Linked DNA regions of Mus musculus: region 2 is linked to region 1. A link is a loop called in an ENCODE intact Hi-C map of the cell type or tissue named here. Cell type or tissue: heart. All regions are shown on one strand. Each heading gives the region's core, and the rest is flanking DNA. Links, peaks and the distances in the headings are about the cores only. Region 1 has its middle 12 kb from the start of Gm32141. Region 2 overlaps Cpsf6 (cleavage and polyadenylation specific factor 6).

Evidence for each region. A loop is a pair of places that touch in the nucleus more often than their neighbours do. Peaks named below come from ENCODE experiments on the same cell type or tissue, not always from the same donor. Only the 100,000 strongest peaks of a DNase experiment are listed, where the experiment ranks them.
Region 2: a loop joins it to region 1, with 5 times the contacts of the local background. A loop is called at or near these places in 8 of 42 quality-filtered maps.

Annotation. Positions count from the first base shown.
Region 1 is chr10:117,427,403-117,442,507 of GRCm38, forward strand. It overlaps the pseudogene Gm9002. Among named protein-coding and RNA genes, the nearest start is that of Gm32141, 12 kb to the right of the region's middle. In heart, for the core only: a CTCF peak has its summit at 8,206 (motif pointing left); a DNase peak (open chromatin) is centred at 8,189; H3K4me3 peaks cover 953 bases; H3K27ac peaks cover 633 bases; H3K27me3 peaks cover 408 bases.
Region 2 is chr10:117,331,639-117,346,743 of GRCm38, forward strand. It overlaps Cpsf6 (cleavage and polyadenylation specific factor 6), which reads right to left. Exons shown (of 10, transcript NM_001013391.2): 10 at 13,030-15,105. Among named protein-coding and RNA genes, the nearest start is that of Cpsf6, 38 kb to the right of the region's middle. In heart, for the core only: a CTCF peak has its summit at 6,482 (motif pointing right); no DNase peak of the experiment used is centred there.

The DNA of each region.
Region 1 (15,105 bases), core at 6,827-9,326:
ACTTAATTAACTGTCATCCCCAAAGCAAGACAGGAAACTAGCTGGGCAAACTCCAAACTCTGCATCTCCATAGCTGATGTCAAAGCGGTCTTCAGATCTCCACTCCTTTTTCATCTTTGTTGACTGCAACAAACTGCTTTCTCCTGGGTTGGTTCCACTCCCTGTTAGCAGCTTTCCTCAGCATGTAACCCATGGCTCTGGCATCTTTAACATCTTTGAGTCTCCAAGGCAATTTCAATGTTACAGCTTCTTGTTTCAGTGTCTGGGATTCCACTTGATATTTTGGACTCCTCCTAAGGGTTGGCATCACTTCTCCAGCTCTGCCCTCTGTAGCCCTCTAAGGTCAGGTTGATCCACTCCACTACGGCTGCTGTTCTTGGTGATCATCCCATGGTACTGACATCTCCAATACACTGGGGTGTTCCACTCCAACTAGGCTTCACAAATAGCCTCTCATAGGCTCTCTTCAGGGTGCCAAGCCTCAAATCCTTTGCTTGACCCCTTCAGTCCTGGGCCATCAACTACAGCTGAGGCTTCACCTTCTCCAATGGCCTTCCCTGGCCTCTCACAATGCTAAGCCTCAGCTTCTCTCCATGATCCCTTCATTCCTTCACAAGCAGTAACACCTGAGTGACTCTTACACATTACCAAGTCCAGCTGCAGCATGAGGTACAACCTTGGATATTCTCTGGAACACAGCTTCTTTGTCCTCCCAGAAAACAATTTCCAGAAGATTTCACCTCAGTGATGCTGGTCTCTTCTTAATCACTGCTAATTCCTTAGCTCCATTTAACCAGCATCAATTTTCCCAGTAGTTCCTCCCATTCTTAACTCTAGAGCCAGAGCCACATGGCTGAAGCTGCCGAGTTCTGCTGCTTACAGGAACTAGAACAATCCCCTTGTACTATTACATTACCACTAGCTTTATGTTTTCTAAATCCTTCACTGCCTAAGCTTGGCTATCCTGGTTCTTGCTCTGTAGATTGACCTTGAATGAAGAGATCAGCATGATTGTCTCATGGGATTAAAGGTGTGTACCACCATGCCTGGATCTAATTAAGCTGGGTAGAATCTTGCCCCAAGGTCCCACTCCCTTAATCTGTTATCTCCTAGAACACAAGATTTTGCTCCATTTCACTTCCTGGTACTCCTTTAATACTCGAACTATATATTTTATATTTTTCCTTTCTAAACTCGCTATGCTTGTTCAAACTTCTCTTTATAAGACTTAACCAGAGAACAAAGTCTCTGCTGGGCTTTTTTGAAACTTCTTTTGTCAATGCAATTAATCCAAGTCTCTTCACCTTAGCCTCAGGCAGACTTTTCAGACAAGGGTAAAAAGTAGCCACATTCTTCACCAAAATACCACAAAAACAGTCTTTATGCCACATTCTGAAATTCTTCTCCTTTAAAATCTCTTGGGCCAGGTCAACACAGTTCAAATTACTCCTAGCAACTAAGTCTTCCATATTTCTACTAGGATGACCCATTAAGCCCCATTTAAAGCATTCCATTGCTTTCCAAATACAAAGTCCCAAAATCCACATTCTTTCAAATAAAAACATGGTCAGGCCTATCACAGCAGTACCCCACTTCTGGTACCAACTTCTGTCTTAGTTAGGGTTTTACTGCTGTGAACAGACACCATGACCAAGGCAAGTCTTATAAAAAAGCAACATTTAATTGGGGCTGGCTTACAGGTTCAGAGGTTCAGTCCATTATCATCAAGGTGGGAGCATGGCAGTATCCAGGCAGTCATGGCTCAGGAGGAGCTGAGAGTTCTATGTCTTCATCCAAAGGCTGCTAGTGGAAGACTGACTTCCAGGCAACTAGGGTGAGGATCTTATACCCACATCCACAGTGACACACCCATTCCAACCAGGTCACACCTATTCCAACAAGACCACACCTTCAGATGGTGCCACTCCCTGGTCCAAGGATATAAAAACCATCACAGGGCCTATATTAACCCCAAAAACATAAGAAAGAAAGAAAGAAAGAAAGAAAGAAAGAAAGAAAGAAAGAGAGAGAGAGAGAGAGAGAGAGAGAGAAAGAAAGAAAGAAAGAGAAAGAAGGAGGAGGAGGAAGAGGAGGGAGGGAGGGAGGGAGGGAGGAAGGAAGGAAGGAAGGAAGGAAGGAAGGAAGGGAGAAGGAGAAGGAGAGAGACAGAGACAGAGGGCCTTTTGTGAGTGGCGTTGAATGAGCACGCAGTGCCATGAAGGCGTTGGGCACACTTTGGGAGTACAAGTCGGTGGGGTTCTGCTTGTCAGCCCTCAAATGCCACACATCACCACTGTACCAAATGCAAACCTTTGCACCCACCCTTGTGTTGGCCAAATTCCCGCTTTGTGTACTTTGTGTCACAGCTGGAGAAGTCATCTGGGGAGATTGTGTACTGCGGGCAGGTGTTTGAAAAGTCACCCCTGCGTGTGAAGAACTTTGGCATCTGGCTGCGCTCCGACTCCCACAGTGGCACACACAACAAGTACAGAGGGTACCTACCAGGATCTGACCACCGCTGGTGCAGTCACACGGTGCTACCGCGACATGGGGGCCCGGATACCATGCCCGAACTCACTCCATCCAGATCATAAAGGTGGAAGAGATTGCAGTTCTCAAGTATTTCCACTACTCCAAGAGCAAATTCCCATTGCCCCATGCAGCGCCAGCACAAGCCACGCTTCACCACCAAGAAGCCCAACACCTTCCTCTAGACACAGACGAACTGAATAAAAACTTCAGACTGGCTGGGCAGTGGCGGTGCACTTGGGAGGCAGAGGTAGGTGAATTTCTGAGTTTGAGGCTAGCCTGGTCTACAGAGTGAGTTTCAGGACAGCCAGGGCTACATAGAGAAACCCTGGCTCGAAAAAAACAAAAACAAACAAACAAAAAAAATGAGGAGAAGGAGGAAGAGGAGGAAGGAGAAGGGAGAGGAGGAGGAGGAGGAGGAAGAGGGAGGAGGAGGAGGGAGGCAGGGAGGGAAGTATTTATGTCAAAAATCAAAAGGAGGCGAGACAGTCATATATCTGTGGAAGAATATTCTGGACAGAACAGCTTGTGCAAAGACCCTAAGGTAGAAACATGCTTTTCCCGTTCAAAGAGCATTAAGAAAACTAAACTAGAGTGACTGGAAGGCCACGAGGTAACAGAGATCACAGTAATTTGCAAGGACAAGATAATTTAGGCTGCTTTAACCTGGATCTAGAATGTTCTCCACAGCCTGTGTCCCACTGAATCATCTTGTCAGCCTCAAAGCTATACTTGTTTGTTCTTTAAATATTTGTTTCTATTAGTTTCATGTGTGTGTGTCTGGTGCACGAGCACACACACACACACACACACACACACACACACACACACACACATGGGCCTGTGGTGGTGCAGAGACATAGGATCCCCCTGGAGCTGAAGTTTCAGGCACTTGTGAGCCACCAGACCTGGGTGCTGGGAACTGAACTCAGGCCCTCAGCAAGACCACTTTTCTTTTTTTTTTTTTTTTTAAAGATTTATTTATTTATTATATGTAAATACACTGTAGCTTTCTTCAGACACACCAGAAGAGGGTGTCAGAGCTCATTACGGATGGTTGTGAGCCACCATGTGGTTGCTGGGAATTGAACTCAGGACCTTCAGAAGAGCAGTCAGTGCTCTTACCCGCTGAGCCATCTCACCAGCCCCCAAGACCACTTTTCAAAGAGGAGCCATCTATCTCTCTAGCCTCTAGCTATGCTTTCTTTCCATGGCCTTTTAACTGTTTAGCTGTTAGGGAGTCTCTCAGGTAATGTGGTGGGAGCCAGGAGCCAGGCAGTTCAGGATGCCTTGCTGGTGTTAGAGGAATGGAAGTCACCGTAAGCAGAGGGTCAGATAGGGGCTGCACAGACAGCTCCACTGCACTGGGCAGGTCCAGCCTGAGGCTCTGCAGGAGTGGAAAATAAGGAGTGAATTGAAAAAGGCAGAAGAGCTGAGGAGAGGGCAGCTGAGAGGGGTTGGCAGTAGAAGCGTTTGCTGTACAACCTGATAAGCTGGGTTTGATCCCGGCTCACACAGAGGAAGGTGAGAATGGATTCCCACAAGTCTCCACACAGATAACATGGCACACAGATGCCCCATCTTTCCTCCTCCTCCTTCTACACACACACACACACACACACACACACACCACCACCACCACCACCACCACCACCACCACCACCACCACCACCACCATTTAACCTTTGTTGACTTGGAACTCACTCTGCAGACCAGGGTGGCCTCAAACCCATAGAGACCCACCTACCTCTTCCTCCCATGTGCTGGGGTTAAAGGTATGCACCACTGTGCCTGGCCATTTAAAGTGTTTTTTGTTTGTTTGTTTTTTCGAGACAGGGTTTCTCTGTATAGCCCTGGCTGTCCTGGAACTCACTCTGTAGACCAGGCTGGCCTCGAACTCAGAAATCCACCTGCCTCTGCCTCCCGAGTGCTGGGATTAAAGGCGTGCGCCACCACGCCCGGCTCATTTAAAGTGTTTTAATTCCTTTGCCATCTTGAGAGCCCAGGCTGTCCCTGGGACATGCCTGTTTGCAAACACATTTATATTTTCTGTTCTTTTTCTTCCAGACAGTTCATCCGTTATTAGGCTTTTAAGGAATACTTAGTAAGTTAGACTGTGGGCAAACAAAAATCAATAAAACGCTATTCTTGCCGAGGCATTAAGTCTTGTGGGAGAAAGAAACATTTAACCAGCAAAGACAAAAAGTCAAATTCAGCAGGCTCTGGGAGTCTCGGAGAGCTAGCCTCTGGCTCCGTTAGGGACAGTGGTCACAGATGGATTAAGACAAGATCGGAAGATTAAGATCGGAAGTAAGGTTACGCTGAGAACATGACCAGTAAGACTCAATTCACAGAGGATAGGATTAGCCACTAGGCAAACGTGATTAATTTGTTGCCTTTAAGTATGTAAAAGCGCTTTTTCTCTCCACAGGCATAAATTCAAACTTGCCGTGATCTCCCGTTATTCCCGCATAGATTTCCAGCCTTGCCTCGGGCTAGTGGTTGGTTAGCTCTTTAAAGTTTGAGAATCACGTGGGCTAATATATGAATGATTTCAGCAGTCTCCACTAGAACCAATTCTAGCCATTCCCCTCCGTTAAAGACGTCTTACAGGCTGGCTCCCTGCGAGACTCTGCCTATAGGGGGCGCTCGAGGGAGGCCGAAGAGGTCAGGGCCGCCGCAGTTGCAGAGCGCAGACTTGTCCCACAAACCGCAGCCCCCTTTCTAGTAACAGTGGAGTCCGGTGTGCAGTTTTGGCAGCACTGGGTTCGCCGTGCCCGATGCAGAGAACGAGCATCAGCAGATTTCTAATTTAAGCAATTCCGGCCTCTTCTCTTTCTCCTCTCCGAGCGCTGTGGGTGGCAGCTGCTCCCCACCTTCGCTCATTTGAGTTAACTTTAAGGCAGGGACGTTTGCCAAGAGTTGGAGAGGCGCAGGGCAGGTGAGGGAGCATTGCTCTCATCTGCTGGGTGAGCTGAAATGCTTTGAAATAAACACCCTACTATACACAGGATAGGCTCCTACAAGGGATTCCATCCAGTGTAGCACCAATAGCAGGGCCGGGAAACCCTGGTTTACAGTAACCCCTTCAGTTAGAGATGACATGTACTACAAAGCCATCATTGGTATACTATTAAGACTATGCAGAGACAAAACACCTTTGAAAAGGAAGGAAGGAAGGAAGAAACCACTTGTGGTGGCGCACGCCTTTTATCTCAACACTCGGGAGGCAGAGGCAGGAGGATTTCTGTGAGTTCCAGGCCAGCCTGGTCTACATAGAGTTCCAGGACAGGCAGAGCTGTTGAAAAAAAAAAAATCTTTGTATTAGATCTTTCTGTCAAGTAATGTTGTGGTTCTGATTAAATCCTGCTGATTCAACTTTTTCAGAGTTACTAAAAGCAGTTAGGCTGCACATGGTGGCCCAAGTGAGTAATCTCAGCAAATGGGGACAGGATGAACACCTCCATCTGAGGGGGCGGGGCAGGAGGCGTACTTCCATCTGAGGGGCGGGGCTGTATAGAAGTTCACAGAGTTGTACAGATTCAGACCTGGTTAATTTTGGTGTGTGATGTTTTTTTATTTATTTTCAAGGTTAAAAAATATAAAATTTATAAGATTAAATGAGGAATTAACTAGAGGAAACTTAAAATTTCATGTTTTAAGTCAACGAATGAATTGTAAAGGATTTATGATTAACTCGTCATTACAAAATCTTTTTTGGTCTTTAATCCTAGCACTTGGAAGGCAGAGGCAGATGGATCTCTGTGAGTTCAAGGCCAGCCTGGGCTACATGGTGACTTCCAGGACTACATAGAAAGCCCCTGTCTCAACACAAAACCAAAGCCAAAAATCAACACAACACAACACAACACAACACAACACAAACACCAAGACTGGATACAGTACATAAATAAGGAGTAATGGAATTGTTTATGGCATCATGATTGTTGGCGTAGAACCTAAGGGGGTGGGGGGTTTGGAGGACTGCTGTCCTCACAGCAACCTCATCAACGGGATTTTATACAATCTATATTCATTTATTATTTAAAAATAGCTTATTAAAAAATCCTGCTCTATAATATACTGCCCCATAAACGCTGCTCAACGGAAACCTCAGGCTAGCGGTTGGCAGGTGCATTCTCGTTGCCCTTTTTTGTTTAGCCAATGTTGCAGAAATGTACTACTTGGGGGTGAGGGTGGGGAGAGTCAGCTTTGGTGAAGACAGAACCTTGTTTGCATATGGTGCTGGCAGCACCGCCCAAGGACAGCTTGAGGAGACCTAGGCTCCCCCCTGTGCCAGAGTCCCTCGGTCTTGCTACTGAGTTCGCTCCCTTAGGCATTCGCCTCCTGGAACTCCAGACGAGTTCTTGGTCATCTTTTGCCATGATTTTACCAATCCTCAGAGCAGCAAAGGTATTTCTTAGAAAGTCCCAGGTAACGGGTGACCTGAACCTGGAGCCAATAACTTGAAGAGGTTCCTAATGTGTCCAGCCCTGTTCCAGGCAACCTGCGTGTATTTCTTCATCTAATTCGTCCAATAGTGCCATGAAGTAGGTCCTTGCTAGTGTTAATTCAGCACTGAAGAAACCAAGCAAGGCTGGGGTGAGGGGTTGGGGTTGGGGTTGGGGGAGCTGGCAGAGTGCTTGCTAAATTTGTGCAAAGTCCACAGCTCAATTCCCTATTCTCCAGAAAGCAGGTATGGTCGCACGTGCCGGTAATCCCAGCACGCAGGAGGATCCGAAGATCCAGGCCATCCTCAGCTATATAGAAAGTCCAAGGCCAGCCTGGGGTACTTGAGACCCTGGCTCAACACAGATGAGTAAGTTAATTAATAATAAAAAAGTTTAAAGAAAATAAAAGAAATCAAAATGCAGAATGTTCAAGTAGCTTGTATGTGCTATCAGACAAGAATTTCAACAAGCTGTCTAAATCGAGGGATCCTTTAAACTAATATTTAAGAATAGCCCATACAGTGTGTTCAGACGCCTCTTATCTGTTTAAAGAGCCGGCTCAAACCAGCCTGGAGACAGAATATTTTCAAACGTGAACCATCTGGTTGTTACAAGTCAAACCACAGGAAGCCTGCATTAGAGTTGGCTCTCCGGTTGACTGTGCCCAGCCTCTCTCTCTCTGGTTTCCGCTTCTCTTTGAGTGTTGACTTCATTCTCTCAAATAATGGCGGTGCTTCAGACTTGTTTTCAGTGTGCTTATTAAAGAGTACCCTCAGGATCAGCTGCAAGACTGGGCAGAAGAGGAAGTCAAGCCACGATGCTCTCAACCAGGGTCAGCTCAGTAAGAGCTTCAGAATTCTGCGCTAACAAAGAGACAGAGTAAATAAAAATGACCCGAAGGCCTTCCCGTGGCCCGGAATCTGACCTCAGCAGTGACAGTATATGACTTTGTTGATTGTGCTGACCTCTATCATTGAAATGTCCCGAGGGACTGAAGAGCACGCATACCAATGAGAGAAAAATGTCACTGCGACGAGGGCCGGAATCTTGCGACTCCATCAGGGAGAATTCTCCCTTTCATGGTGGCTCCCAGATCTCGTTTAGCCTGTAAGCTAACAAGAAGAAGAGGCGGTCAACGCACACGTGGTGGCCATCACGACAAACGGGATGACCTAAGAGACAAACGATTAGACGGCAGCGCCACCGTGTGGTAGTCCACGTCCTCACCGCAAGCTGAGGTCGGAAGAGGGTGTCTCTGTGATCAGGAAACGTGCAGTTTTTGTGACATACAAGCAAAGGGGAAGGGCAGGTCCGCGTCCCCACACTGGATTCATATTTTCTGGATTTGTTGATGCCCTCCCCCAGTTCTGATCTTGCTGGCCTCTGTACTGCCTGCCTTACCTATCTGAACTGACCGTGTACCTGTGAGCATCCAGTGTAATATGTTTATTCCACACAGATTAATTTCAAGTCCTCGGGGCAGTTTTCCGTCTGCTCTGTGCATAGTGCACAAGGCTAATACAGTTACAAGAGCCCAGAATGTGGCGCCGGCCCAGCTCTCTGGTGATGCTGCTGCACGCACACACGCGGCACTATGCTGACACCTTCCTTTTCTAGATCTCTTGAATAATCCACGTTGTTCTGCTCTGCATCGGCCTCCTTTAGATACTCCAGGAACTGCTAAACACTCGCTTCTCTCTGAGGACACGTCTAGTTCTTGAGCTCCTTGCTTCAGTTTAAAATTGAACTACCTGGCTCACCCACTCTGCGTTTTCACAAGATGCCTGGTTACCTACCATTTAGTCCAGGTTCTGCCGTTAGGGGTCCCACGCTCTGTTTAGCCTTTGAGCGGCAGGTCTAACACTGGATCAAATCTCCTTGCTGTGGCTGGCCTTTGGCCATCTGTCCCAGAAGGGCAAGCCTTGTTCTCCCAAACTCCCTCTGTCCTCTCTGGATTCTTCCGTATCGCCAGCATCTCAAGTAGAAGAACCCAAACTCTTGCTGAAGCAAACCTCCACCCATTCCAGAACAAAGCCAGGGCGGTCCTCAAGCCAGCCAGGTTTCCCCGGCTATGGGCATCTGTTTTCCATGGCATGGTGGCTGCACCAAGAATGAGGTCCTCTCTCCGTTAAAGGGCACACCCTTCAGAGAGGACCTGGAGCACAGGACTCTCCTGTGTCAACAGCAAGTGTCTGGGATGTGATGCACTCAGTCAGCACTTTGGTCCATTGTTGAGTAGACAGAGCACTTCCGGGGAACATCGTGGAGGGATAGGGGACAATTACACTGAGAGCATTAATGCATTCAAGTTTTACAGTAGGGTTGTTACTTCTATCCACAGGTTTCTAAGCATATCTCTCTGTGTGTGTGTGTGTGTGTGTGTGTGTGTGTGTGTGTGTGTGTGTGTGTGTGTGTGTAAATGTATGCATTCCACGGCAATTGTCTATTGAGTTTGCTCCTGGATTACCTGACTCCTCTCATCACCTCCAGGTCTAATTCTTAGCAACACGAGGACGATATTGCGCCACCTACTGTCCAAATGTGTCCTGCCCTTTCTGCTTCAAATTCTCCTCTCATTAGACCTAAAATAGCGCCCTCGTCCCCACTCCCAGCCCCCTCTGGCTGCCTCTCACGGTTGGGTTTGTAATTTCCACTTGGCCTTTACATTTCCATCCAGCCCCGTGGGCAGCCATCTCTAAGCCTGGTGTCCAGCTGAGCTGGCTTTTATGCGCTCACAGCAGCCCTTCCAGGTGCCCACGGTGGTGGTCCAAGGATCGCAGCAAACCGGACTGCTTATGTAACTAGAGACATAAATTGGTCCCAGGAGTCCTGCAGCGAGTTACTGAAATAACATTCTCTTTATCACAGGCCCGTTTCCACAGGGCCTTTTTACGGGGTGCTTATGCAACAGCCGCCCCGTCAGCAGAAGTCCTGGAAGCGAAGAGCAGGGTGATATTTACAGTGAATAAATCATCGAATTCATTACATAAGAACTTAAAAATACTAGTGTTTCTCCTAAGAACTTGGGAAGTTCAGAAAAATCTATACCCGGTCTTAGCAGAAAAGTGACGTTTCAAAAATTCCAAAGCAGTCGGTTAATAATTTCAACAGAAGCGAAACTCGAGCACCGTGGGAAACGTCTTCCCAGCCTTGACTGGCATTGACTTTCGGCTAGTCTCTTCAATGTTAAGCAATGTCAGCCAGTTAAATAAATGTCCACAAACGAAGTCTTTGTTAAATTGAAATTTGTTTTGCTCCAAAATGACTGTTTACACAAGACAGAGACCTATGCAGTGGAAATATAAAGGCATAAATGAGGAAGGAGGCTACACAGGAGATTTCAACTCTCTTCGAATAGTAGGTATATCAGAGGGCTTCATGTTACTGTAACGAAATGCCTGAGACAATCGACTTACAAAGAGGAAAGGTTTATTTTTGCTTATAGCTCTACAAGTGGTAGGTAGCCTAGAACCAGATGGCCTTAATCTTTGCGGCTCTGAAAAGATGTGGCAAGGCCATCCTCCTACATCTGAAAGACACTGAGATATTGGGGTCCCAGAGTCCCCTTCAAAGACATGTTTCTAGTGACCCAAGGACCGAAGGTTTTATGAAACCTCACCTCCTCACAGTTTCCCCACTTCTCAATAATACTTTCCTGGAGTCTAAACCTTTAACACAGTGGTCTTTGGAAACTACTACCCATTTTCAAGCCATAGTATGTGTGTGTGTATGCACATATATGCATGTTGGTTTACCTTTGCTAAGGCTTGAACCCAGGGCCTTATACATACCAGACTCTGCCACCATGCTACATCAGCAGCCTATAATTTGTTTTATTATTGTTATTATTTGCGTATGTATGCTTATGTTCATGTTTACATGAGGGTACAGTTGTGCATGTGACTGCATATATTCCTGTGTGTCTGTGTCTGTGTGTGTCTGTGTGTGTGTCTGTGTGTATCTGTGTGTGTATGAATGTGTATGTCTGTGTCTGTGTGTGTGTGTGTATCTGTGTGTCTGTGTGTGTATGTATCTGTGTGTCTGTGTCTGTCTGTGTGTGTATCTGTGTGTCTGTGTGTGTATGTATCTGTGTGTCTGTCTGCATGTGTATCTGTGTATCTGTGTGTGTGTCTGTGTGTGTGTGTGTATGTGTGTATGTATGTGTGTATGTATGTGTGTGTCTGTGTCTGTCTGCATGTGTATCTGTGTATCTGTGTGTGTGTATGTGTGTCTGTGTGTGTATCTGTTCATGTGTCTATGTGTGTGTGTCTGTCTGTCTGTGTGTGTATGTATGTGTGTGTCTGTCTGCATGTGTATCTGTGTATCTGTGTGTGTGTATGTGTGTCTGTCTGTGTGTGTATCTGTTCATGTGTCTATGTGTGTGTGTCTGTGTGCATCTGTGTGCGTCTGTGTGTGTGTAGGACAGAGGGCAAACCTACTTGTCATTCCTCAGGAACTATGTTTTGAGAAGGCTCTCTCTCTTGACCAGAACACACCCATTAAGCTAGGTTGGTTGGCCAGCAAGCCATGGGATCTACTTGTGTCTGGTTCCCCAGCTCTGGGATTACAAACCTGCCACCAAGTCTGCCTTTTTAGATAGGTTCAGGCATTGAACTAGGATCCCCGTGCTCGTATAACCAGCATTGTACCTGCTGAGCCATCTCTCCAATCCTATATTTTTAAAATGGTAAGTAGATATACTGGGACTCATTGTGTTTATTTATTAGTTATTTATTGATTTAGTTTGAGACAAAGTCTTGCCCTATAGTTCAGGCTTTCCAGAAACTCCATATTTAGCCCAGATTGGCCTCAAATTACAATCCCTTTACTTCAGATTTCTGAATGTTGGGGTAACAGGCAGGTTACCACCATCCTGCCTTTATATTTTTCTGTCAAAAAGTAAATTCAAAAAGAAAGCATACTTTTGGAGGGGTAGGGGGCTGGGGAGATGGCTCAGTGGTTCAGAACTCTGGCTGCTCTTCCAAAGGATTCAGGTTCAATTCCCAGCACTCATAGGTCACCTCACAACTGCCTGTAGTTCCAGATCCAGGGGATCTGACAGCTTGACACAGATACACATACAGGTAAAGCACCAAAATCAATCAATCAATCAATCAATCAATCAATCTAGTGTCTCTGCTCACCTAAAGTAAATATGAGGCCATGGAAGCTGCTAGCCTCAGGGACATATACCTTGTTCCTCCTTCCATTCAACATCCATCACACTCGCCTGCATTTTAATTCCCTGCATGTCTTTCTGTCTCTCTCAGTGAACTATGAAACTTCTTCACTTTCTTCACTTTCTTTCTTTCTTTCTTTCTTTCTTTCTTTCTTTCTTTCTTTCTTTCTTCTTTCTTTCTTTCTTTCTTTCTTTCTTTCTTTCTTTCTTTCTTTCTTCCTTTCTTTCTTTCTTTCTTTCTTTCTTTCTTTCTTTCTTTCTATGTATATGTGCATGTTTGTATGTGTTCATGTGCATCACGTGTGTGCAGTACCCGAGGAGGCCAGAAGAGGGCATCATATCCTCTTGAAATGGAGTTCCTATGATTGGAAGTTGTCACATGGGTGCTAAGACCCAAGCCTGGGTCCTCTGCAAAACAGCAAGTGCTCTTAACCCCTGAGCCCTCTCTACAGTCCTGGGCTGTGCACTCTTGGGGTGGGGGTGGGAGAGTCTGATTATTTTTCACTGTACTTTCCCTATCACCCAACCTAATTCTAAAATAAATATGTGCTCTGTAGACATTTGTTCTGTGGGCAGCTATTGAAAGCAGGGCCCCAAGGCAGCTGGCCCCAGCACCGTGAAAATGTCAGCCTAATGTTTTCTCCTTGACTTCTCTTATTTCCTTCATAAAATGAACTGCAAGGAAGTGGCTCAGTTAGTAGAAGGCTGTTGTGTCTTTTGCAAAGCACTGGGTCTCATCCCCAGAGCTGCATAAAGCCGTGCACGGAGGAGGTACACACATGGAACCCCAGCATTTGGAAAGTGAGGTCAGGAGGGCCAGGAGGTCATGGTCTTCCCAGATGCACAGTGAGGTGGGTCTGGGCTGTATGAAAACCTGTCTCCAAAAAAAACCCCAAAATTCTCAAGAGGCTGTTTAAGCTAGACATCATATAGGGACCATGGCAATGGGTCAACTGCATCTCTAATTGTCTCTTAGGAGCTTCTTAGAGACACACTCAGGACAAGCTGCCCGGAGTCTTTGTGAAGACCATGTGTGAGGATCATGCTAGAAATGTCTCACCCTCACTGAGCCCTTACCACAGGCCACCAGGTAGGTATTCCGATCTCCACTCACTGTGGTGAAGGAAACTAGGCCCCAGAGAGCCAGCCCATAGTCTGTGACCGTCTCCTTGCAGTCTGAGCGGGATGCATCCAGTGAGACTCCTCTGTCTGACTCTGAAGCTCAGGTCTGTCCTTCTTCCTACCTGCTCCACACCAGGGCACATCGTTTTGACCTGAAGGGACTTTGCGGTTGTTCATGCAATCTATATTTTGTTACTAAAACAATTTTATTTCGAAAAAAAGGAAGAAAAGAAAGAAAGAAAGAAAGGAAGGAAGGAAGGAAGGAAGGAAGGAAGGAGGAAAGAAAGAAAGAAAGAAAGAAAGAAAGAAAGAAAGAAAGAAAGAAGGAAAGAAAGAAAGAATTCAGCCTTTCTCTTGCCAAATAGGACTTTGCAAATCAGGACTTTGCCAAGAGAAACAAAGAATGCTCGATTATCCTCTAAGTCTATAATTGATTGAATAAATCTTAAAATTAGCCAGAATCCTTTTGGGCCATATTGGGTGAATGGGGCCTGCTGAGCCATTCTGCCTGTCCGGGGCAGACACTTTGGCTTGGATTCACTCTGTATGGGATATTTTTCCCCATTCATCTCTAAGCCTAGCTCATTGGTCTGTTTCACCCCTACCTCCGCTGCCAGGGCAGCCCACTCTGACATTTATTATCCTCAGTGTCTGCTGGGATCAGGGCTTGGGTGTATAGGAGTTGTCTCAGCTCATCCTGAGATCCAATGAGAAAAGAGGTGTCTTTCCTCCCATTTCACTTTTAAGAAATAAGTAACTTCTCACGGTGGACCCCACGTTGGGGTCCAGAAATCCACAGGAGGCGTTCCCCCCTACCCCCCACCCCCACCCCGCGGTCCCATAACGTGATGCAATGCTTCGCACGCTGCGCTCACAGTGTGGGCTTCGCCCCCTGCCGCTCAGCCTTTTCCTGGTGGTCTTCGGGGCAAGCGGTGGTCTGAGTTTGTCATTGTTTCAGAAACAGAGCCTGGCTTTAAGGACCTGATCAGGCACAACTCCAGCATCTAAATCCCCTTCCTAAGCTGAAGGGATTTCCTTTGTCTGGAGTTTTAAAAAGACCCTTTCCTTAAAAAAAAAAAAAAAAACCTCTTTGTGGAGCGAAGCAAGGGATTCTGTTTTCAACAACTGGCTTGAGAACAGGCGCACACATCCTCTACTGTTCATCGTCGCTGTTACTGGTAGGTTTGCAGCTTAAAGGGAGTGGGCGAAACGCGCTCAAGGCTACTGCTTGCTCGTTGGAGATCTCAGTGAACGGAATTAATCAGGTGACATTTGCATGGTGCCTAGAACTTTGCCACCACAGACTTTGTTTTTTTCATTAAGAGGATTTATTTCTTAGGTAACACAAATATAAACAGTCAGTAAATAGATCCCCAGGAGCAAAATCGGAGAAGCAGTGAAAATCCTGGAGACGGACGAAGGAGAAAATTCTGGAAGCTCTGTTTATGATCGCCTCCTTTTGGGAATTGAAGAAAGGAAAGCAGATGTCAGACAGTGGAAGGTTTTACAGAGACCGGTTGATGGTTCCGTCATCTTGAAGACAAGGTGAAGTAAAACGGAGATGTAATGTTTAGCTTGGAACGTAAGGTGAACCGGAAGTGATTTGGTATTGTTGACCAAGACCTCACCATGCAGATTGCCGAATCCATACCTAACCCATACCAATTAAAGGATAGGACAGTGAGAAACTGTCTCTGCACTTACGAGTGTGCGCATGTGCATGTGAAAATGACTCTCCTCAGAGGACAAACAACAAGAACAAAGCCCCAGCATCAGCACACACATGGTTGACCAGCGTCACTAATAGCACGTCTCACTTCTGGA
Region 2 (15,105 bases), core at 5,404-7,903, 97 kb before region 1:
CATGTGTGTGCATTCACATGCATGTGTGTGAAAATGTTTATTTACAGCCCAAGCAGTACAATAGAAGATGAGAACACATGTGTAGTCTCTGTGGATCTCCTTGGCTGCATCCCGCTACTTCCCTGCCCTGTTACTAACATGCTGAATTGTTAATCATTTTCTTGCACTACTTTCCTAATACAAAACCCCTACACATTTGCAATTTTCTTTCTGGGAACGTACATAAATGGAATACTGAGGATTTTCCTAACTTCTTGAAGTCAAGATAATTTCATGATTCATATATGTGTGTGTGTATACATACATATACATATATATATATATGCATATATATATGTATACCTAGTTAAAAGTTGTTATCAAGCTACAAAATGTTTTATCATATGACTGTACGATTTATTCTGAATATTTGAGTTGTTCCCCTTTCCCCTCTTAAAGATATTACAAAACTATTCTTGTAAGTATCTCCTGCGTGAAGCCAAGTGGCAGAACATACAACAGAAAAACAGCATGATTAATACGTGAGCTAGTCCGGGAACAGGCAAAGCTTATGGCCAAGGTGTTTGTAAAGATAATTTAAGTCTCAGAGTTGTCGTCCTGGGAGCTCGGGGACAGGAAGAAGAACCTCCCACTTTTACTCTGGAGACCAAACCTAGGTCATTATGCGCACAAATATTCTATTATTGCTGTAGCCTCAGCCCCGTTATAAACATTAGTCTTTAGTGAGTTGTGTATTTCAAATATTCTTCTCACGGTATAGGACCTTCCCTCCTCTTTCCACTTTAAAAATTGCCCTTTTTACTATTATGTATTAAAAAGATTCTCTTGCACCAGCTGTGGTAGCTCATCAATGTCAGTTTCAAAACTGCCAGGAATTAAGAGGCCAGCCCGAGTTACAAAGTGAGTTTCAAGGGAGCCTGGGCTACAATGTAAAACTGGTCCAAATAAGCAAACGAAATACCCAAACTTCTGAAATGCAAGGTCATTCATTTATTTACTTATTTTATTTGTTTGTTTGTTTGTTTGTTTGTTTATTTTGCCTCTAACATCAAGTACTTACTTGGCCCCCCCAGAGTTATTTCTATAGACTTAAATATCCTGTTGTAACATCTGCCTCTCAGAATAGTCTTCAGCAATTCCCACTCTACCACAAGTCAGCTTCACACGAATGGTTTCTGTCTGTCCCTATTGTTTTCTGTAATCTACCTACTAATGCATTGAGCCTGGACTATCCTACTTAGTGCAGGTCATGGTACCTGGCTAAACAAGTCCTACCTTGTCTCTATCTTCTTAGTACTCATTTGCCTCTCAACTCCCAGATAAAGTTCTGAGCCAGGCTGTTACACTCTGTAACAAAATCCCTTGGGATTTTAATTTAACTAACTTAGGATAAATTGTATTACAATACTCTCTCTTCCTAACTAAGCAGGTGCAATAATTTTCATTCATCTGACTGACTTCCGGTAAGTTTAACACTTCCAGCAGAAAGGACTTCACATTTTACATTAGCTACATTGGTTTCTAAACTGATTCTGTACATTGAGTTTGCTCAGTTTTTGATTCTAGTAGTTCACATTGTGTATTTGCAAATGATTCCTAAAAAATAATTCCTGCCACATTCTCCCTTGACTCCAGGATCGATGCTCGTACAATAGTGCTGAGAAAGTGGTCAGTATATGTGGTTCCCACTTCCTTCCAGACGGCCCAGCGTGTTAGTCTTTACCTCCTTTCTCAGGTAGCGCAATGCTTTCTTTCTTTCTACGTACATTCATTTCATTGCACATTCTTCACGCCTGTCACTGGAGAAGTATCTCATTTCCTGGTTCAAGAAGACAAAATCTATACACTTTCACCTAGGGCTAAGAGCAACCTAATCTCCTGTATGTATTGAGTCTAGACACTTAACGTTTTATTCAGAACTTGGGACAGCATAGATTTATTTAAAAACCAAAACCTTAAAATGAGAGCCTGTATAATGGGTCTTTGCTACTTTGTGGGTTCTTCCTCCCACCCTTTATCCCACCCATACCACGTCACTGCCATCAGTAGGTAGGAGAGAGAGGACAGAGGATTCCGGAGTCTAATTTCTCTTTTCTTGTGTCTTCTTTGCTACACTGTGGTTCTTCTTTTTCCCACTCTTTACCCTGACCCCATTTCACAACCTATCACTTGTCCATGGCTAGACATCTTACTCTATCTGGGGAAATTCAGTGTTATAAAATAGCTATTGGAGTTTATGGCCCTTTGCCCTGAGGGATTGAGAAAGAAGGATGGGGGGGGGGGGGCAGATTCCTGGACCTAATTTCTTTCCTTTTGTTTCTTCTTTGAGCAAGACGACTAACAAACTGCAACCAACCCCGCTGAATGACCACCAACCACCAACCCTGCCTCTCCGCGCCCTAGCATTCATACACCGCCTGAAAAGTTCCCAGAATCCCAAATGTCACACAATCACAGAAACTATCTGGAGCTGACAAAATCACACCTCTGCTAAAGCACAAATTAGTATGCTGCTGTGGTCAGTTTGAAACAGCTCCATATCCCAATACCTGGGATTAAAACAAAAAACCATTATACTTCTATCTTTAAAGAAACTAAAATTCCAGAATTCTCCCATCATTTTCCCCATGTATTAAACCATTAATTAAGCTGGGTATAGTGGGAAATTATAAACAGACATTTTCAATGAAATAAGAGCTTTTTGGGTCAGTGTGCTTTCTACTGCAGTGGCTTTGCCTTTGATGTTAGGAAACAGTAGCAGCTGAGATCACCTGTGTAAACTGCATCTCTCTTTTGACATAGACCATAATTAATTGTTGAAACGGCCATCTGTAATTCCTAGATGCACAGTGAATCCCTGGGAAGTCAACCCACTCCCCCTCTAGATCATCCCTACTGAACCTCAGGGCAAAGAGCCATAAAGTCCAATAGCTATTTTTTAACACCTAATTTCTCCAGATAGAGTAAGATGTTTACCCATAGACAAGTCTAGAGCCATGATGCCTGCACCTGCTGATCTGCATGTCACTCCTCGGCTCAAATGGCTTGTACTTTCTGCTGCAGGTACTTGCGCTAAGCCCCCAGGACCATTTCCTGGTGAAACTGTATATGATAATGAAATGGACATGAAATGGTAATTAATGGTAAGAAATTACCTTGAATATCTCCTTTGGACTACACTCACTGGTCCACTGGAAATCTTTGCAACATCGCTTGCATAACCCTGGAAGTGTAGACCTTCTTTTGGATTTTATTTAGAAAAACCATGGCTCTTTAGAGATCCCTTGTTCACAGTCCTATTGCAAATGACTGTATTTCCCACAATGGAAGCACTGGGCTTTTTGATATTGGAGACTTCTAACTATGGCTTGACATAGTATATTCACATAACACATATTAGGACCAATATTGGTCGCATATTTTATCCGGTCATCTGTAAGCACTGTTCGTCCGTTTAATGGTCTAATAACTTTTTTACATCTGATATTTGCATTCTCATACACCAAGGTTTCTACCAACCTCTGCCTTGCAGCAGAGTCTGACGCAGCTTGGTTCACAAGGGAGACTAATCTTTGTAAAACATCACTGAAGGCTTCTTCAGAGCCTTGTATAATCTTTGTAAACAAGGTGGACCTTTGCCTGGGCTCCTTAAATTTGTCCCAAGCTCTTAAAGCTGCCAAGTGACATTTTTCTATAGAAGCATCATCAAATCGATGCTGTTCTTGTCTATCATAGTACCATCCTTCACCCAGCAACTTGTCTTTGACTATATTCATTCTCCTCCTAGCTCTTTTGCTGTTCAATATTTGCAGCTTCTTCTGTCCACCATGTTAACCACTGCAACCACAGTCCAGCCTCTAGTACTGCTGTTACCAGCCCGTTCAAGTCTTGGGGAATAATTTTAAGTAACCCAGTTATAGTTAGAATTTGTTCCACATAAGGTGAGTGCATCCATATGAAACCACGGCTTCTTTAAAATGCCCTTAGATCTATCGTTTCTATACGAGACACTATCCTGTCTTGTCATAAATTTGTTCCACAGGAAGGTTGAGAGTGATCTCCTAACCCCGGGGTGCCCCACTCCTGCTCTGACAGCCCAGCTGGTCCCAGCAGACTGTCCTCCAGCTTTTCAGCTTCTCTCCCCACAGCCCTGCACCAGTTCCTTCCCTCTTCCCTCCTGTGGGGAACTCCCACTCTTGCTCAGTCACCAGGACAGAGCCCCCTGCTCTGGGGCTCCTCCGTCCCCTCTCCAGCTGCACTGGCAACTCTGCAACCCTTCTGAAGAGTGCGAGCAGAGCGATCCCTTTTGTTTTCCCACTCAGCCACTTTTAGTTTCTCAGGCCCCTCCATTTCCACCCCCAATTTTTCCAACTGCTCAGCAATTCTTCTAATCTTTCTTTTTGAAACAATATACAAAGAAAAAGAAAAAATAGACAAAAAATAAAATAAAATATAAAATACCAGAAACCCTCCCCCCCCGGAACCAAAGTGCGGTTATATCCCAGTGGTAGTAGCTACAATCAACTTTTTTTTCTTTGTCATCTGCCATTACCTCTATGAAATTTTAAACCAAATTTCCCATTTTTTTCTTTATCAAGTCCCACATTTGGCTGCCACTTGTAGCTGGACTTAGCTACTTTGTGAGTGTTTTCCCACTTTTTATCCTACCCGGCAGTTTCTCCCCAACACTAGATAGGAAAGAAGGGATAACCCCTAATTCTAATTTCTTTTTGTTTCTTTTTTTTAAAGCAGGACTAGTAACAAACTGTAACCAACTCCCCTGAACCATCATCACCAACCACCAAGCCCAGCTCTTGGGGCCCTACCCTCTGAAAAGTCCCCAGAACTCCAAACATCAGACAAGCCTAGACCTACCTACACCTGGCAAAACTGCACCTTTGCTAGAGCCCCAGACAAATCTCAGCTGCTGTGGCCAGTGTGAAGTAGCCCATATCCCCACACCAGGATTAAAACAAAACCACATTCTTATACTTCTGGGTTTTGTCTGGTTTTGCTTTTTTTAAAGATTTATTTATTATATGTAAGTACACTGTAGCTGTCTTCAGACATGCCAGAAGAGGGTGTCAGATCTCATTACGGGTGGTTTGTGAGCCACCATGTGGCTGCTAGGATTTGAACTCAGGACCTTCAGAAGAGCAGTCAGTGCTCTTAGCCACTGAGCCATCTCTCCAGCCCTGTTTTTGCTTTTTGAGACAGGGTTTCACTGTGTAATATGCCCTGGCTGCCCTGGACTCACTTTGTAGACCAGGCTGACCACAAAATCAGAGATCTGCCTATTTCTGCTTCCTGAGTGCTGGGATTAAAGGCATGTGACACTATGCTGGGATATTTCTGGGTTTCTTTTTGTTTTGTTTTTAAAACCCAGAATTCTCATTATAAACCTGTGCAATGGCTCAGTGGGTAAAGCACTTGCTCCCTACCCCACCCTGGACTAACCTCAGCCCAATGTTCTGAGTCTAATCCCAAAGATCTCTACATTTAGAAGAAAACCAACTCCCTCACATTGTCTTCCCACCACCTCAGGAACCATGGCCCCTAATAAGTAAATATTACAGTGCTTATCTTTAGTGTTAAGTGACAGCCCGGAATGTTACTCAGTGGTAGGGTAATTACTTGCCTACTACCTCAAGGCCCTAGGTTTGAGCCCCAGAATCACAAAATGGACAAAATCTCCAAGTGAGGTTAAATGTATTCTCTAGGGCTAAAATGTATTGAGCATCAAAATAGTATTTTAAATAACCTCATGTATATTGGATAAATTTAGAAATATCTTCAGTAAGACAAGAGCCCCAACAACTTCACCAAGAGTGTCAGCTCATGACCGTGAGCGCATGCCTTTATAGAGGGTATGGGTTTTAAAAGAATTTTTAGTAATGTCTACGCTGTTAGTACATGCGTCTGTCCTTTTTTTGGTCATATAATTTGAGTTCTATATTAGGTGCTTCCCTTGTTGATTTAACAAAATATCTGCGCAAAGCTACTGTTTGTTTTAGTTTAGTATGAAGGGAATCCCAAGATGGTGGGGCAAGCATGAAGGGGAGAGGATGAAGGGGCTGATCAGACTTCAACCCGGGTCAGGAAGATCTGAGTGCCAGCAGCAGTTACTAGCTCACTTTTTCCTCTTAGACCCCAGCTCATGAAATGGTGCCTGCCACCCACAATGACAGTACTCACCTTGATCATCCCTCACAGATGAGCCAGAGGCCACCTTCCAGGTGATTCTGTAACCTGCCCAGTTAACAAGCAGTGTTCGCCATCACAGGTTCTCAGTAGGTCTCACTGTACAGCCCCAGCTGTCCTGGAAATCACTATGGAGACCACACAGGTCTTGAACTCACAGATTTGGGTGATGAGGTTAAAGGTGTGCACACCACACCCAACAGATCCTGAATCTCTTTACTGAAAGATTTTCCCAATGAAAAATATTATTATGAACTTACCCTTTACACAATTTACAAAATGTATGCAAACCTATCACTAGGTGGCAGTACTAACAAATCAGTCAAAAGATTAAAGATTAAAGATTAGGTTAAAACTCAATTGGTAGTGCTTGCCTAATACTGTAAGGCCATATACTGGATCTGTAAGGTTACAAAGCAAAACTACCATAAAAAACAAAAAAGTATATTAAAAAATTATTCATCAGGGCAATTTAATGTGTTCAACCCTCTCTACTGTTCACTTTCTTATATTAATGTATAATTTACTTCTATGTTCCTTGGTGTTTTACCTGCATGCTCATCTGTGTAAAGTGTCAGATGCCCTGGAACTGGAGTTCTATACAGATAGTCCTGAACTGCCACGTGGGTCCTGGGAATTGAACCCAGGTCCTCTGGAAGAGCAGCAAGACAGGATTCTTAACTCCAGAGCCATCTCTCCAGCCTCAACTGTTCATTTTCTTAATCAAATATTTAAAGAAAATATTTTAGAAGAGATCTGCACTAAGATAAAAAGATACTACAGTGATCCCTGCTAGTAACAAAAATAGAACCAACCCAAATAGCCAGTGATAAGAACTAGTTTAAATTATAGCATATAAATTTAAGTACCAGATGGGCATTATAGGCAATCTAAAAATAGGTTGGCTCAGGTCTATAATTCTTGCAGTCAGGAGGTAGAAGCATGTTTCTGAGTTCAAAAGCAACCTGAATGAGATCCTATCTGAAGAACAAAACCAAACAAGGCCAGGCATGGTGGCACATCCCTTTAGCTCCAACACTTAGGAGGCAGAGACAGGTGGGATCTTTGTGAGTTTGAGGCCAGCCTGGTCCACAAAAATTGCAAGATGTTACACAGAGAAACACTGTTTCAAAAAAACACCAAGCAAAAATAGAAGAAACCTGCAGTGTGTATTCAGATACTCGGTAATTGTGATTGAATGCAGAACTCAGTTCCCAGGCCCACTGGTGTTAATGTTGCTATAGACCACTTTCTACATTGAGTTTTAGGCCTTTAATGAGAAAATGTTATAAAGCTGACTTAATCACTCAACACACTCAAAAATTTATAGTCCAAGTACTATATTTTAGACGGTTTGTTTCTACTTTAACGTGCCGTCAGAACTTTTCTTTCATCCCCACCATATTATGCAAAACAACAGAAAGTGAATAGAAATAACTCGGCTTTCCTGGAACTTCCTCTGTAGACCAATCTCACGATCTGCCTGTCTCTGCGCCCCCTCTGCCCCGCCCACCCAATGCTGGGATAAAAGGCAGGTACCACCCCTGCCCAACCTCAATCTTATTTACTTTTTGTTCAGACTGGGTCTCACTATGTGGCTTTGGCTGTCCTCAAACTCACTACATGCTCCAGGCTGGCCTTGAGCACATATCAGTGTAGGCCAGGTTGACCAGTGAAGCACTTCTCTACCGTGTCCGGGCCCTGGGTTTAGTTCCCTACATGTAAGAAGACCTGTGATTGCGATCAAAACTGAGTCCTCTGACATTGTATATATCTTTACTTGCTAAAACCTATTTTGACTGGTGAGAATAAACTTGAAACACTTGTATAGATAGATACCCACAATACTCCAGGCATCACACTGTAGGTACCATGCAAAGATTCAAAGGGAGGAACATGCTGATTTGTCTGAAAAAAAAAAAAAAAAAAAAAAAAAACGGGGAGGGGGGAAAAAGGCAGGAATAGGCTGAGCACAGGGGAAAAGGGACAAATTAGATCAACTGGTCTGAGAAAGGAGGACCCAGAACTCAGTAAGTTCTTAAGTACTATAGCTTTCAGTAAAGAAACAGGGAGCAAGCCACTGCAGGATTCTGATACTGCTATAAAGAGACTATATGTGGCCCTGGGTATTCATTGATGGGAAATATCCCAATATACTACCTGTAAAATGTGATGGGCCAAGGGGAGTGCCAAGTTTTCGGACACAGCATCTAAACTGTAATAGAGAAGGGATGTGCCAATGGTCAGAGTTCAGGCTCAGCGTGTTAAGTTTGAGATTCCTATTGTTAAGTGGATTTTGCCACTAAGCAAAAAGGCTTGGGAGGATTGAATTAGGAACTGACAGAAGCAGAATGTGGGGATGGACACCTTTAATTCCAGCACTTGGAAGACAGATCTCTGGGTTAAAGGCCAGCCTGGTCAAGGTTCAAGACAAAGTAGGGAGACTAAACTCCCTTGGGAGTACTTAAAAATAATGACAGACAGACATACTCTAAAGATCTTAAAAAGTAATGTGAATGTTACATTTCACTTATGACAGCTCAGGTTGGGCCTGATGGAGGATGCCATGTTCTGTACTTAGTATGTATGTGAGCAAGGGGAATCAATGGAAGGCAACTACATCAGTGTACTCTTCTCAGATCATTACTCTAAAGAAGCTCAATAAAATGTCCTACGAACCCTACATTTCTAAGACATGTGAACTCTATAGAGCTTGTCTACTCATAGGCTAACCTGAGATCTGTGCTGGCACCCACTAGTAAATTCACACAGCTGCTAGATGAGCATAATAACTTACACATCTTCTAAGTCAGCTGTGTTTCTAGGATGAGTGAGATGCTTCAAAGTGGAAAACAAGGCCAAATTTTCTTTTCTTTTCTTTTTAAACATTTATTTATTATATGTAAGTACACTGTAGCTGTCCTCAGATACCTAAGAAGAGGGCATCAGATCTCATTACAGATGGTTGTGAACTATCATCATGTGGTTGCTGGGATTTGAACTCACGACCTTTGGAAGAGCAGTCATCTCTCCAGCCCCCAAGGCCAAATTTTCTAAACTCTAAATCTGTATATGCTTTAACTTATCGTTTATTATTCATGTGTATGAGTTTGCTTGCATGCATATTTATGTGCCATGAACATGCCTTGTGTCTTTAGAGTCCAGAGGAGAGCACTGTATACCCTAGAAGTGGGATTACAGTTGTGAGCTGCCACTGAGGGCTGGAAATTGAACCTGAGTCCTTTGGGAGAGCAGCCAGTGCTGGCACCTTTGCAGCTCCTTCCACAAGTTTTATAGCCATCCATCTACTTGGTATCTGACAGATAATCACAAAGGTAGCATCTGTGCACATGCGTGCAAGTGTTCACGTAGGTTATACGTGATGTGGATGCTGAGGATCAAGCTTGGATGCCTGCCCAAAAATGTTCACACTTCACCACTAAGCCAATTCTTCTGTCCCTGCATATTTATGTGACACTTTAAGAAAACGAAATAGTACTTGAGCTGCTTGCTATGCACTGACTTAAATACAAAGCATCTCACAAAATCTATGTAGAGAATAGGAACTCAAAATTTGAGGAAGTGAACATTTATAAACATATTCCTAATTACAGTTCAATTATCAATATAACGTAAAAATTGTGACAGTAGGGCTTAGCATGATAGGGATGGACAAGTAACTAAATTGGGAATCCCGGAGCATTTTCTTTTCTTTTTCTTTTTTTTTTTTTTTTTTTTTGGTTTTTCAAGACAGGGTTTCTCTGTGTAGTCCTGGCTGCTCCTGGAACTCACTCTGTAGACCAGGCTGGCCTTGAACTCAGAAATCCGCCTGCCTCTGCCTCCTGAGTGCTGGGATTAAAGGCGTGCGCCACCACGCCTGGCCCGGAGCATTTTCTAACTTCCATTCTGCCCATCAGAGCTTCCTCTGTAAAGTGTGATGAAAAATGACCCCATTCTTTAACACACACCCTCACACAGGGAGTGAATGGGTAAGCTATAATGTTGTGGCTAGGCTGATAAGCAGCAAACTGCAAAGTCAAGTTGACAGCCTTTGTCCACAGCTTTATTCATCTACCTCCCCCCCCTCCGAAATAGATGCATGTAAATGAACTGCCACAAGTAAAATGGAGCCTAAAACTCAATACCTGCCAAGCTTTGATAATTACTTCGCCTAAATACAAACCGCACCTACACAAAATATTCTCAATTTCTAGTTCAAAGTAGGTGGATCACTAAATACGAATATCATAAACTTCCTACCACCTAAGTACAAACCTATAAGCTTTTATGTATTTATTCTCCTTTGAAAATAATTTTTCTGTTTCTGCCCAAAAAAGTAGTACTTCATACAACTGATCTCAGTGAGTAGCTTGTTTGCGTCCTCACACCGCTGTCACCACTGGTCCAAATTCTTACAAACTTAGTTTGATCTCCATTTTAACTGTAACTAAAGATTACTTAACCCCAGTTCTCAACTTCAAAATTAAAATGGACAGCAAAAATACCAAGTGCACCCTTTAAATGTCATCTAATGGGCTCCATCGGCACTGTCAGACACAACATCATACAAGCTTCTCATTTTTCACTGTATGCCACCTCATTTACTTTTTCTCTCTTCCTTGTATTCCATCTCCTGACTAAGTTGTAAACTTCACTGTCCTACCTACCTCATCTTTCCCAATTGAATCTGTAAAGATGCTTTGAAATGCTAACTGAATTGTGGCCCGTGTATGCATGTTCTTCAATACCTGCTCCAGGCAAACAAGCATTCTTTAAATTCCTACCTAGCACACTGAATCACAGGCTTTTTTTTCTTTCTCCAAAAGGTGGTGCTTCCCCTTTATCAGGCCCCACTCTTCAGATTTCAGTGTGATGTTCAGGAAAAAGCTAAAGCTCTCTATAACTGAGTGTGGGGTCTTTCCTCCCACTAAGTGTAGGGTCTAACTGGGTAAACGCAGCACTAGCTAAAAAAGTCTGACAACATAATTACTAAAGCCCAAGTCAGAAACAGAATACAGTGGCACACATTTTAAATCTCAGCACTCATACTGAGATTTGGAGTCCAGATAGATTCCCCAACTGATCACAGCCTGCTAGGCTGGGGTGCGCCAGTACAGCAGAAACAAGGGGCTGTATCTCAAAGTGGGAAGCAAGAGGTAACCCTGTATGCTGTACTCTGATCTGACAGGCAAGTACCTGCATGACAACACAGACACATAAACAGGGCTAACTGGTAACTTACTTAGGCTAGCCTCCAACTAGATTCACTCCTTCCACTTCCAAGTGCTGACAATTACAGGCACATAGTAGCACAGCCAACTGACTTTATGGACTTTTGAAACTATTTATCTTTCATCCTGCATACCTGATCAGAATCAATGTGCATACACAAATTCCTAAGCACCGCTAATGAACGATAAAGTTGAAAAGGCCCACAAAGTAGCTATTTCGTAATCATGGTTAGGAAACCCAAGCAGGAAGACTAGGAAAATCGGCTTAAATCCCTTGTTTAGCAGAAATGGCTTTGCCTGGGTTGGAGCTGTAATCCACTTGGTAGAGTGCTTGACTATCATGCAGGAGGCCTTGGTTTCAGTCCCTAGCACTGCAGAAAATGACAACGGCACCATGACTGTTATGAAGCACTTAAACACGGTAGAAGGATCCCAAATTCAATGCCATCCTCAGCTATAGCCTAAGTCTGAGGCAATCCTGGCTGTGGCAGATTCCCTTTTTAGTCTGATGTATTCTTTTAAGATATTCCCACTAACTTTACACAGTTCCATGAAGGCTATAGATACAGAGCCTCAAATTATTCCAATGAATGCAACTTTAAAATGCATAAAGATAGCTGAAGAGATGGCTCAACGGTTAAGAGCACTGACTGCATTTCCTGAGGTCTGGAGTTCAATCTATTCCCAGCAACCACATGGTTGCTCACAACCACCTTTAAAGGGATCCAATGTCCTCTTCTGGTATGCCAGAAGGCAGGCAGCTACAGTGTACTCATATGCATAAAGTAAATAAATAATTTATTTTTAAAACTGCATAAACAGTAACAACAAACCTAACAATGCTACACAAACACTGGAGGTAACATGCATTATTTTAACCTAAATTACTTAGCACTGTTACTGAGAAATTAGTAGAAATTGTTTACAACTTCAACTATTATATATCCGTATTTCTTTCTTTTTTTAGTACTCTAATATACCCCAAAATGGCCTGAATCTCATCAGATGGGGATAAATCTGAACTCCTGATCCCAGTGCTAGGATGTGCCCTACTGCAGCAGGTCTATTACGGTGCTGTGTATCAAACCCAGACTTCCAGCATTGTATGCAAATACTCCACACAACTGAGTTATATCTCCAGCCCCAATGGATCAAATATTTGAAGAACTAATCTGATATTTAAAAGTATGTCCTATAATGTTCCCAGGTTAACTGGTAACTATAGCTATGATCCAAATACGTTTTTAATTCTAAAGGACTAGTGAGGTTCATAATCTCAGGATGAGGTGATTATAATTCTACCCAGATGTCTCAGCAAGTGAAGGTAATGCCACCTAACCCGTCACGTTGTCCTCCCATCTCCACACTTGGACCACGGCTGGCACACACATGCGTACACGCACACAAATGGATTTAATTCAAACTTTTAAAATATGCCACGAGAAAATAACCACTCTCAGAAATGTTGTCTTACACAAAACAGAAATGAAAGGCTAATCTCTATTAATATTGCATTTTCCCAATAGATATTTTTCAAGGTTAAATGAAATAGTTAAGCCAAAATTATAAGTCAAACAAAAAGAACAAACTGCAAAGTATTACCAAAACTTTGTTTTTATTTTCAATACAAGATAAATACCATGCTTGTTACTAGCGCAGTTTTAGGCCAACAATGGCCATATAGAAAACTGCTGAACAGTCACCTAAATGCTAAAGAAAGAAAAGACAAAGTAAACATTAAACACAAAATTGCAAGTACAAACATTTTAATAAAATGGGAATGAGCCTTTTGAAGGAAGCTAATATGGAAGTCTAGTTTTCATGGACATCAACAGAATGCCTACTGAATGGAATCTCACCTTACCTTTTGCACAGAAATCTTATGAAGTCACCACATTCAATAGCTAAAATCTCAAGACTTTCTTTGGCCTTCTGGTATCAGACAACTTATTTACAAAGGGTGATCATTCAATAACTCATCAGCACTGTAATATGATACAATTTTCTCTTGTTAAGGGTTTTCCATAAAAAAATTGTAAAACAACTTTGTAAGGCTGTGCAGGGCTGTAAACTACTTTGCTAATATACCATGGGATGCAAAGGAAGGAGTAATAGACCTTTTCTTAAGGCTAAAGTCGTGTGTTATAGTTGCAGTCCTCAAAATACATTATGATTCACATCAAAGAATCATTGCCCATTGAATACCACCTGAGTACTACAATTTCCGAAGTAAAAAATAAACACGAATTGATCACTGTATTTTAAAATAGTTTGCATACAGAAATGCTGAGAAGTGTTACGCAGTAAACAGTGTGGCAAAAAAATAACTTTCAAAATGAAGTATTTTTACTAAAATGAAGGGTATAGCCAATTATGAAATTATTTTAATTTACTCCCATGGTGGAGTTTTAGGGTACTCACTCTCTGATATGAAAAACTGCTCGTAGTATTTACTATCCACGAATACCATCCAAGACCTGTGTGACTTCAATTAAATGTTACCTAATATTTTAAATGCCTCCTGATACAGTATAATTAATGTAGCAGGAATTCTTTAAAAACAGAAATCTGCCTATATGTAACCAAGATTTCATACACCCATATAAAAACCACAGTAGCTGTATATTCATGAATGCCAACCACCTGGAACTTTAAAGAAACACTGGGCTAAAACAAGCCTAAAGCAATCTGAACACAATACAATGGCCTGAATATTTAGAATATTCATAAATTCATATTGCTTCTTTCTAATGCCAAGAAAGAAGAGTGTTAAGAACTTCCTCCCAGAAGCCTAGACGCTTAATACATTTTCTATTTTGACTTAAAATGAAACTAATTCTAAATCTTGATTTAAATAAAATCTAAATTTAAAATATTTCACGTTATGAACACAGAAAACACCACGTATAAGGCCACATCTCAAGAAATTCATAATTTTTGGTTGAATGTTTATTTAAAAATTAGTCTAAGGCTTCTAGGAGTCAAGTTGCTAAAAATAAATACACCAGTGTTTAAACTGAATATTAATGTTAACACATACACTATAAGAACATAAAAATAGAATGCTTTGCTACAAAAACCCTACTTAATAAATTTTAGCACAAAAAATGTCTAGTATGTACAATGAAAAAGCATGCATTTAGTAAGTACATACAACTGGGGGAAACATTTACAGAGGGCTATGGGATGCAAATGAAGTTCATGAATAAAATTTAGAAATCAGTCTATCTGTGTAATAGCAAGAATCTCAATACTGAATTCTCAGTGAAGAATCAGAGCATAAACTTCCTCTTAAAATAACTGAAGCTGAAGCTTAAAACACAATATTGGGGCCACCTTGCAAGATATAGACACTGCAACAACCACTTGGGTAGCAAAACTGAAGTGACATGAGCACTCCAGTGGAAGAGTCTTGCAGTGGCATCTTGTTGTATGAAACAGAATGTACTCAGGCTATTGGCACGTGTCAACACAGGGAAAGATAAAGTCTTACCCTTTAAACAACTTCCCCCCCTTTACTATAAAATATTATACAATGTTCATGAAAGCGTCCATGTTTATTTTTAGAACTGACTTTAAACTAGTAAAAACTAAAGCAACAGTCTCCATAGGAGAATCAAATTAAAATAATACCTTAAGCTACATGCTATTTGTAAATTCCAAATTGTAGTTA